Regions from separate parts of the Homo sapiens genome. Here region 2 is linked to region 1. The links are chromatin contacts, found by Hi-C or POLR2A ChIA-PET in ENCODE. All regions are on one chromosome and are shown on one strand. Each heading gives the region's core, a stretch centred on a gene start or an enhancer-like site at or near the end of the contact. The rest is flanking DNA. Distances are from core to core; before and after follow the strand shown. Region 1 overlaps SLC8A1 (solute carrier family 8 member A1). Region 2 overlaps SLC8A1 (solute carrier family 8 member A1).

What was found. A loop is a pair of places that touch in the nucleus more often than their neighbours do. ChIA-PET counts read pairs that join two places held with the same protein, here RNA polymerase II (POLR2A). Pooled maps may share reads with other maps.
Region 2: a loop to region 1 is called in a map of chondrocyte, with 2.0 times the contacts of the local background. The contact joins two enhancer-like sites. A Hi-C loop is called at or near these places in 4 of 168 maps with a recorded cell type or tissue (Calu3, cardiac septum, chondrocyte and 1 more) and 2 of 50 pooled maps. POLR2A ChIA-PET finds 5 or more read pairs at or near these places in 5 of 52 experiments (A549, AG04450, GM12878 and 2 more).

The regions. Positions count from the first base shown.
Region 1 is chr2:40,345,186-40,350,239 of GRCh38, reverse strand. The region is part of intron 2 of SLC8A1 (solute carrier family 8 member A1); the gene reads left to right. Among named protein-coding and RNA genes, the nearest start is that of SLC8A1, 100 kb to the left of the region's middle. Within about 2 kb of position 3,064, at least 5 of the 41 ENCODE cell types and tissues checked have a DNase peak (open chromatin) inside an H3K27ac peak, as active enhancers do.
Region 2 is chr2:40,243,393-40,249,120 of GRCh38, reverse strand. The region is part of intron 2 of SLC8A1 (solute carrier family 8 member A1); the gene reads left to right. The region is part of intron 3 of SLC8A1-AS1 (SLC8A1 antisense RNA 1); the gene reads right to left. Among named protein-coding and RNA genes, the nearest start is that of SLC8A1, 210 kb to the left of the region's middle. Within about 2 kb of position 4,345, at least 8 of the 41 ENCODE cell types and tissues checked have a DNase peak (open chromatin) inside an H3K27ac peak, as active enhancers do.

The sequences.
Region 1 (5,054 bases), core at 1,815-4,314:
AAAGTGCTGGGATTGTAGGCATGAGCCACCATACCCAGCTGATAAATGGCGTCGTTGATAGTTTTAAGAGAATTCTGAGTTGTTTAGATCAAATGGATTTTAAAACATCATATAAATATGACATGCAACACATAAACACAAACATCCAAGTAAGGAAAACAACAAAAAATTAATAAAAGGGTGGCTAAGCTGTGAGTTTAGGAAAATGCATAGTCTACAGCAAAGCTCAGAAATTCTAATCTCTGATTTTTAGTCATCTCTGGAAATGAATACTTTCCATTAATTTGGAGCTCCATTTTAATATTAATATTACTGCTTATATTCCCCTCTTAGGGAAATAGAAACAATGTTATATTTATGGATAAATACCATATTTCTTTTTTTGTCTTTCTTCAAGCTTTTTTGATTTGTGAATTAATCTTAAGTTTTTCAGAATTATGTATAATTCTAATATTAAAAGGATGATATTTTTTCTAAATTGGTTTAGTTTTCACATCCTTTTTAAGGCTGGCACTTTTGCAGATAGTACCATCTTAAGTAGGCCACAGCTTTGATTCTTGATAAATACCTCACTTACTGAACACTTCTTACATGCCAGGCACTGTGCTAAATGCTTTTCAGCTATTAGCTCCTTCCAGCCTCACAATAACCCTGTGAGGTAGATACTCTTATTAACCCCATTTCACAGAGAAAACAGCTGAGGTGCAGAGAGGAACTTACCCAAGGTCATTTAGCTGCTATGAGGAAGGAGCAGGATTCATATTTGTGTCTCTCTGACTTCACTGGTAACTAGAAAGTCTTTTATTCTGCTTCCCTTTAACCTCAGAAGTATTTTTTTGAAATAACATTTTCCACAGAAATCCTTAAATCATTCCTTTTCCTTGCCTCTTTCTCTTCCTGCCCACTCTGTCTTTTCTCAATGACCATGATTCAAAGTGTCGACTGTAACCAATGAGCAGGGCACCATGCTGATGAGACTACAAATTTGATTAAGACATGTCTTCGGTTTTTTTCAGACTTGACATATTTGATGGAAAAACAGGCTTATACCACATTTGTGATGTGCTCAAATTGTGTCTGTTTTCATAAACTCTTAATTTTCCTTCATTTAGATGAAGGATTCTTTCCCTGTTAGCCCCTGAAGAATGAGAATGGGCATGAAGGAGTCTAGGAAGCCCTTGAAGCTGTGTGCACAATTTTGTGCTTATGTGTATTTTGTGGGAGAAGAAGAGCCACATTCCTCAGATTCTCAAAAAAGCCCATGGCACCACGAAATTAAGAAATCATTTATTAGTGGGAAGATTCATTTATTCTGAGTCATTTTTCTCTTCATTAGGTCAAAGTGTAACAACAACATGAAGGCCCATTCCTGACAGATGAAAGCATAAGAGGACTGTGATGCATGTGTTACGACTGTGGGGAGACTGACCCACTTCTTTCCTCCAGACTGAATACCGCTTCCCTCTGTCTTTCTGGTGAAACCACCAAGAGTCATTAAGGGCAAGACATGGCACTCTTCATGTCCTCACTCTTTCTGGTCACGTTTCAGCACTAGCTGCCCTGAGACCCCGGAGTGCAGAGGTTCTGCAAGACCCATCCCCGTACTTCTGAGAACACAGCCAACCCTGGCTCAGCCTAAATCTCTAATAAACGTGACCACTAGGGATGGAACATATGCTGATAAAATGCATTATATTTGTGTCATATGTTTCTTGCGCAGATTTATCTTTTTCTTGAAGTTATACATTTTAAAAACCAGAGTTCAGAAAAAAAGCTTTTTTATTAGATGTATGGGTTTGGCATTTAAAATGTCTGAAACGGTAGATAGGTTCTTTGATGGGATAGGAGATCTGATCTTCTCTTTTTGGAGTCACTGTGATCTTCCCTAACAATTCTCAAGACCAGCAAAATATAAAGCTGGAAGGAGCCTATGCAGTTAGCTAAGCCAACCCCTCATTTTGAGAGGAGGCGGTTATGTCTTCAGAGCAATTAAATGACTTGCCCTGTGGATTCCAGCTGGTGGGAACTGCAGTTTGAACTCAGATTTCTTCATGTACAGTTCAATCTTCTCTCTGCACACCACGTTGTCTTCCTGTCACCACGCCGTCTTCCAGCCCTTGAAAACATTTCAGCCCATGTAAAAATTAAGAAGGAAACACACTTCAGCTTCTCTATGACTCCCAAATTACTGACCTCCTTCCTTCAGTAAATAAAGAAGCACTGGAGCAAATACAGCTGATTTTTTAAAACCTGAGAATATGCTTTTAAAATTCTAATTTAAATTGCTTATAATTTCAAGTGGGCCATCTTAGACAGAAAAGAATGTGTAGACCGTAAGCCATTGTTTTATTTTATCTCCTTATCTTTGTTATTAATTATATGGTTGATTTCAAGATGAAAATGTATGGACTTTGAAATTAGAGAAATCTTGCTTTAAATTCAGGATTAATCACTAAAGATCTCTTTTGTTGGTCATTAAAACTTGGAGTTTGTTTCAAGAGTCATAAACTAAATTAATACACAATATTTCGAAAGTATTTCATTAGTTTTATTTTAAAATTGTTAGTATAACATTCGATTAAAGCCAATAGATGTTATAGACAATTAGAAGTCTTAGTACCACTAAAGGTAAATCATGGATTTTCTCATGGAATATTCCCAACACCTCTGTAAAATGGGTATTATGCTTATTTTGCATATATGGGAACTGAGAGTCAGAGAGGATAACTCAGTAACTTGTATGTCATATACACAGCAAGGCTGAAGCCAGGCATTGAGCTCAAGCTGTCTGGCTCTGAAGCCTGGATTCTCTTCTTTCTCTGCTGACTTCTACGATAGTACATTCAAAGGCCCTGTGATGGGAAGAAGCATGGCATATGAGGTTCTCAAAGGGATTCTGCCTTTTACATGGTTAGGTTGATAGTTTAGAAGAAGCAAGGGGCCCAGGTTGGTGTTTCACCCTTGTAATCCTAGCACTTTGGGAGGCCAAGGTTGGAACGATCGTTTGAGGCCAGTGGTTTGGGGCTGCAGTGAGCTATGATTGCACCACTGCAGTCTAGCCTGGGCGATAGGCTACAGAGAGTAAGTTACCACATTTCAAATAGCCAGTATGTAGCAAAGCCAAAATTTGAACCTAGGCACAGAAGACACACCAACCTTCTATACAAAGTGCTATCTATTGCCTTGGTGCTATGGAAGCATTTCTGTCACATGCTGTGCTTTGATGTATGTACAAAAGGAGATGTGGGAAACAGAAAATGAAATAAGCAGGGTTTATTTTATTTTATTTTTTTCATTCCTAACCTGCTTGTGTGTGGGCTGATTACCCAGGGGAGTAAAAGTCAGACTGAAACTAAGTGGAACACAGACAGATGCTGGCTGAAAATATGCTCAGATTATTGCTCAATTTAAAATTATTCCAAACTAGAAAGATCATTGAGCTACAAGACTTTTTTCCCTTTCCTTTAGTTTATTCTCTGTAAATTTTGGTGCCTTTAGACAGGATGCAGACAAAACAATTTAGCCATAGAGGTCATTCTTCTCTGTTTGGCACTCAGACTTTTTCCCCTCTCTGCCTTCCTGTGTCTTGCATTCCATTTTTGGGACTGTACTTGAAAGGCCAGACTTGTAAATTCCATTAGAGAACAAGCTCTTGTGGAATAGAGTAAAACCTTGACTTAGGCTTGCTGTCTTCCCAGAGAGGGTCAAAATAACTCTGACGGCGGCATGGTCCTAGGAGGAATACTGCTGTAGCCATAAAGCAGTGCTGGTCACAACACTGAATGTTGAGTCCTCTGCCCAGAGATGCTAATTTCACTAAGTATGAGGTAAACGCCCTAGCATATATATTTCTAACAAGTCCCAGGGATGCCAGTCCGCTTTGAGTAGCATGGATTCAAGTCCGTTTTCTCATTATGTGGTAAGAAATTGCCCATTACAACTCTACAAAGGCAAGAAAAGCTTAGGAAAGGGGAGTCTCAGCCATCTCGTCACTCCTCCCATCAACTTCTCACTGTGTGCAATAAAAGAAATCAACCCTAAATATAGAGATGTACAGCCAGGCTTTCTAAGAAATGAATCCATTCAAAGTCTTAAACTCTTTCTGGTTCTGAGCAGTGTGGTGAGGGGACCACAGGAAACTTGAGGGTTTTCTTTTTCTTTCTTTCTTTTTTTTTTTTTTTTTTTTTTTTTTACTGTTAATGTTGATGAGTGTGTTTATTTATTTTAATTTTACTTTAAGTTCTGGGGATACACGTGCAGTATGTGCAGGTTTGTTTCATAGGTATACATGTGCCATGGTGGTTTGCTGCACCTGTCAACCTGTAATTTAGGTTTTAAGCTCCGCGTGCATTAGGTATTTGTCCTAATGCTCTCCCTCCCCTTGCCCTCCACCGCCCGACAGGGCCCAGTGTGTGATGTTCCCCTCCCTGTGTCCATGTGTTCTCATTGTTCAACTCCCACTTATGACTGAGAACATGCAGTGTTTGGTTTTCTGTTCCTGTGTTAGTTGGCTGAGAATGATGGTTTCCAGCTTCATCCATGTCCCTGCAAATGGCATGAACTTATTCTTTTCTATGGCTGCATAGAGGGTTTTCAAAATGCAGATTTTCTGGTCATTACAAAGTATATTGGCTCATAGTCAGGGATACTTTACCACAAATTTGCTGTTTCTTTTTTTTATTCATTTATTAACAACTCTGGGAATAAATCAGTGGCCCTGTCCATCTCAGAGCTGAAAGGTAGAGTCTTTCATGTTCTTAATGGTATGATTTTTTTTGTTCTGACAATCTTCTTGAGCTTTGTTGCTCACATGAATCTTCTGACTGCTTCCCTACATGTGGTATAAAACATGTTTTCTACCCTATCACACTTCAATTTTCTTTGCAAATAAATGGAAATATAATTTATGAAGCACGTTAACATTTTCCTAGCATGTTTATTACTAAATACAGATGTTGTTATTGATGAGGTAGGAGTGTAGTGAGAGGAGCAGCAGGGCCCCTAGTGAAATTTCTTGCTATGCTTTGATTGTGGCCACAGGAGACGGAGTGTCA
Region 2 (5,728 bases), core at 3,096-5,595, 100 kb after region 1:
TTGATGAACTTCAAACGTCATTGTGTTTGTTTCCTAGAAGATATTGCAGCAGGACACAAAGGACCCAGGGACAGTTGGCAAGCTGATCACATCTGAAACTCAGCACGTCATCCTGTTCTCAATGAATGTCCCTAGAAATAAAACTTATTCTGCCCCTGGTGATGTGGAATCAAATTAAAAGACATCACGAGGTGAAGACTTTTTGTTTGTTCTGAAATTATGATCACAAGGTTACTTCACTATGCATAGATAAATAATACAACTCCGTCCAACCAGAAACGAACCTAAATCCCTAAAGATCAGAATTAGATCTTGGCTATCAACAGCCAGTAGTCCCACCTTCAATCTTTCTCCTGGCTACCATCATCTTAATTTGGATACACATGACAGTCTATTTATGCCCATACTATAGATCACGGAAAGGGGAATTGAATATAGGTTGTTAAACCTAGAAAAAAATGACATATTTTATTACCTCCCCCAATAAAGCCTCAATAGATATCTTAGTTCATTTGGACTGCTATAACAAAGAACCATAGACTAGGTGGCTTATAACAACAGAAATGTATTTCCCACAGTTCCAGAGGCTAGAAAGTCCAAGGTCTAGGCTCTGGCAGAGTCAGTGTCTGGTGAAGTACAATTTCCTGATTCATAGACAGCCATCTTTTCGCTGTGCCTGCAGGTGGTGTGATGGTAGGGCAAGGGAGATGTCCAGGGCCTCTTTTATAAGGGCACTAACCTCACTCTTAAGAGTGACCTAATCACTTCCCAAAGGTACCCACCTTCTCATCCCATCACCCTGGGAGTTAGGATTTCAACCTCTGAGTTTGGAGTTGGGAAAACATAAACATTCAGCCATTAGCAATAGGGAAACTTAGAAATCAATTTCAAATCACTGTAGAAAACTGACCCAACTAATTGGTACTTTATTTTTAATCCATAGTTGAGAACATTCAGGCCTCTTAACATATCTTAATGTCATCAAAAGTGTAGAAATTGGTACTTACTCCATGGAGTGCAGTTTTTAAAAAATCCATAAACAATTTTTGGTGTAATAGAGAACATACCTTAAATAAATCAAGCAATCTGTTTTAAGGGACTCAGAATCACTACCTAACATCACATTTGAGTTCACGGAACACACGCTTATAAAATATTGCTCTGCCACTTTACTGAGCATTGAGTATAGCTGACATAAGTTTATTTTTGCCTCCAAGTCTATTTCAGGTAATAGTGAACATAGCATTGAACGTGGAGTCCTGTTCTATAATTAATTACCTGCAAGACCTTTCAGAAAGTCACTTAACTTCTGTGCATATTGGGTTTCTACTGGGTCTCACCTTTGAAATGAGGGCTTCCAGGGATAATCCCTAAGTCCCTTTCCTCTTGTAAGTTATTTATGCATTTTTATTAGAATTCTATGTATACGTAAGCAGTTACTGTTAATGTATTAACAAAAAATTTAAAATAGAGTTATAAACTGCAGTGATTAAAATGTTTATTATTTGAACATAGGCCAATACAGCTAATGTGACACGTGACTTATATGCCCTGAGCCTTTTTTCCTCATTTTTGTAACACCATCTGGTGCTCTAGCATAAGGAAGGGTTTATTTAAATAATAACATTAGTAAAACCCATGCCTCAGATCTGTCTCTCTCTCTCCACACACACACACACACACACATATATATGCTGTTTTCTAAAGTTGCTTTGCTAAGGCTTCTGCCATATTCTGAGATTAATCCTTCTCAAACACGTGGCAAGTGAAATAAAACAAGATACTTCTGGATTTGGCTTAACCTAGAGCCTGGCTGTTCAGGACCATGGTAGAACTAAGCCAAGCTGAGCACTGCCTGCACCCATGACAGCTCTCTGGGGATAGTGATCGCTCCATTCCAGGCTGCAGAAAGCTAATGCCCTGTGGTTGGAAAACTCACCAAGGCTCAAAGCCTTCAGATGGCTAAGAGTTGATTCCAAGGTGCCAACTCCTTGCTTCTGCCCAGGAAAATGGCCAAACTCTCCTATAATACTAATCTATAAGAAATATGCTGGCCTTTCCACCCCAGCATGATTTCACACTAAAATGGCTATTTCTCACTCTTCAGATATTAAGTTTCTTAACATGTAAGAAAAGATGAAAGAATCCAAGGCAATAATGGAAAATATTCTTTTTTTTTTTAGCAGAAATATGTTAGAGTACAAACTTTGCCAGGCACTGGTAGCTACTGTGTTTTCACAGCCCTAGTCACATCTAACCATTTTCCTTTAAAATGACAGACTTAAATAAAAAAAATTCCTCTGAGGTGTCATAATAGAATCCTATGAAAAAGTAGCCAGAATTTAAAAACTTTTCTGTTTCAGAGAGTTCTAGCTTCCCATGAACAGCCTGAGTCTGAAAGCATATCAAAGCAATATGACTTCACCATCCATCTTCTGGAATTAATGAAGTAGCAGTGACTTTTCCTTATGAAAGGTCTGTTTGGAGGGCAATGTTGGAAACACAGTGCATTCAGCTGGCAGACCTTGAAGGCAAGATGTGCAGAAGAACTGACTGCACAGGAATCAGTCCTGAGCAGAGTGATTACCCCACAGTGTTTGGCTAAGCTGCTGTTATCCAAGGTTCTGCTGAATAAAACTCATAGAAGAACAAATGAACAAAGTCTGTCTTTAGGACTAGTTGGAAGCATTTACAGTGAACCATACCAAGTAAAACTCAAGAAAAAAATTTAGTTGCCCTATTTGACTCTGGCCAAAAGTTGCATGATTGCAGGGTAAACCCAATAAAAGCAGACGTTTTGAAGTGGAATCAGGACCACAGTTTGCGTATTTCAAGTTTCCCCTGTTGAGAATGTATTTCTAAAGTAAAAATGAGATAGATGTGTACCACATGCTTGTAGTGTATGTGTAACCAACCATATCCAAGATGTGCAACTATAAAACCTACATCTGGAATACATTTTTCCATTTCATCTTCTATGTGCACAGTTTAAAAATTAAGTATTGCCTAAGCAGAAAAAAAAGGAATTAAAACCTATGAACACTTTTAAAAGAAGAGAGGTTAATTGAGAAGCTATTTCTTAAACTAGTCTAAGACAGGTCATATGGCATAATGATTAACATCATAGGTCTCTGAGATGGACCTGTAGGGTCCTAGCTCAGCTTCTTATAACTATGTAACCTTGGTCAAGTTCCTTGACTTATGTAAACATCAGTTTCCTCATCCATGAAATGAGTCTCGAATGAAAGTAATGTATATAAAGCAGTCAACAGTCTGATATAAACCTCTTACCATTCTACGAGATTTAATTGTAGCTTAGAAACTGAACATGATGTCTATCTTGAGATATCTGTCTTGGTTTTAAAATGTGTTTTTCACAATATACATCACAGGAGAGCAGCAGATAGTCAAGAGAAGGAATGATTAAAAAAAAAAAAGTTTGACTTTTTAAGTAATATAAAACAAAATGACAATATTAATGCAAAGACGTCTGGTTTGGCCTGATTTTGCTAAATTCAGTGGTTCAAGTGGATCTTGTATATTACTAGTTATTTTCAAAGCAGAAGCAAACAGGTACATACAGCACAGAGTCAGAGTGTCCAAAAGTTTTACCCTGTCAACTTCCAGGATTGCTATGTTGTCCTCCCATGCACTCTGTCCTGAGAAAATGCCACTAACCCACTTTAGATTTGCACCTTATTCTTCTGGTGGACACGTGGCCTTTCACTGTGAATTTTGTCATAAGGAAAATAACGACTTGAATGTATTTAACGGACAATCAGTGTGACTACGTAGTATATGTTTAGAGCTGGAGAGGGATATCAGAGAGATCCGGTATAGGCTCCCAAACTAAAGAGCTGAGTTTCACTAGGGAGAGAGAGACCTGTACATGAACAGCACAAATCACAGAATCCCAAGTTTCTCCTATGTGCCACTTCCATAAGACTGAGTCCACTGGAGTGGGAATGATTCCTAATTTATACTGAATTATTCTTTTGATTATTTTCATGGCTATCACATATGGTACATATCCTAGGCCATTTAAGGTTGCTCAATTATATTGGCTGCCTATTTTTAACATAGCCATTTATGTAACTCAAGAGTCAGGAAGCTACCTTTGAACACTGTAAATTGTCAAATGGTTTTTGATTTCCTAGGTTCCTTATCACTTGGCAAATATGTACAGCAGACCTTTTCCAGAGAATGAGTGCACTGGGACTTATCCCCCAGACATTCCTTCTCTTTGTTAAACCCACAGTCTCAGGCAGGGACTCCAGCAACCCTTTCCTCGGGAGGAAGAAGCCTCTAGATTTCAGGAGTGCCCTCCAGTGGCTGCTCTGCTAACTAATCCTCTACTGATCTCCCCAAGGCTGACTGGGGCAGCACTTCTTGCAGAGCTAAAGCCCAGCTGAAAACTGAGGTAGGATCTTCTCACTTAGAAATATCCAGCAGTAGGAAAAGGCCTCGATCATTGCATAGACAGGCTAAAATTGACGAGTGCTTTCTGTCAGAAAGTTTGTGGGGTTTGGTGCATTTTTTTTTTTTTTTTTTTTTTGGTTTTTCATATCATGCACACCACTTGCCTACTCAGCTCCAAAAACAACATTCTCTCACAGCAACTGCCAGGGAAAAACATGAGGTGGAAAAATCAGAGTAACGTCTTCCCCTGGGGTGACATTATACAGGAAAAGTCATCGGACAACTCCCAGCCTGGCCTTCATAGGTCAGCAGGAAAGGCTGTCATTACCTTAGTGTTGTTGGGAAATTTAAAGAGATAATAGATGTGGAAACGCTCAGAAGGAGACTCACGTAGTAGATGCTCAGTAAATGATGGCTGTTAGCCTGTGGGTCTCTTCATGTGCACTGACGCTTTCCTAATGTATCTCCCACCACTAAACCAAGAGTGCAGTGTATTTACTTACTTCCTAACCCCCTAGTGAGGAGATACCAGGAAAGCTTCAAAATTTCTACATAGGAAAGCTTAGAGGAGGTGATCTGGTAAGAATGTAAGGCTTGCAGCTGTGTTTTCACAGCACTTTCCATTAAATTGCTCAGATGTTCATTTTTTTTAATAACAAAAGGGCTGCTGATGGGAGCGTTGTCCCCCAGACCCTAGACCCCTCAGTAATTACTCAGAAATGTCACAGTCTCCCTAGAAGCTATCCATTCTGCCCACTTTTCCTCTTACGTTGCTCCAGTTTCAAGTATTCCCCTTGAGGTTTTAGAAATAATGTTTGTTTATCTAGCACTTAGACTCATCAGAGGGAAGGAGGCACTAGAGCATTCACATGGAATTCCTCCCCCACTTGAATATTTGTCAGGAAAAAAAATAGATTCAACTATAAATGTGCAGCAGAGTTGGTGCCTTCCCACTGTGAATGTATTTTCAAGTGCACGGACCAATCCACCACAAAGGAAAAATGCAATACCCTTCCAAAAATACACAGTGCTGATGTGATGTTGCATTCCTTTGTTCATTTTCCCAGAGCCAGGTTACAGGGCCATAGGCTCCATTTGAATAGACTTCTTAGTCTAAAACAGAGGTAAAATCAAGCTCAAAGCCATGATGTTACTTTTTATTTTTTCTTAAATACTGAACTTAGACTTGAGAAATCTTTCTTTTCTTTTTCTCTTTTTTGAGACAGGGTCTCACTTTGTCACCAAGGTTGGAGTACAGTGGGGTGATCTTGGTCACTATAACATCTACCTCCTAGGCTCAAGTGATCCT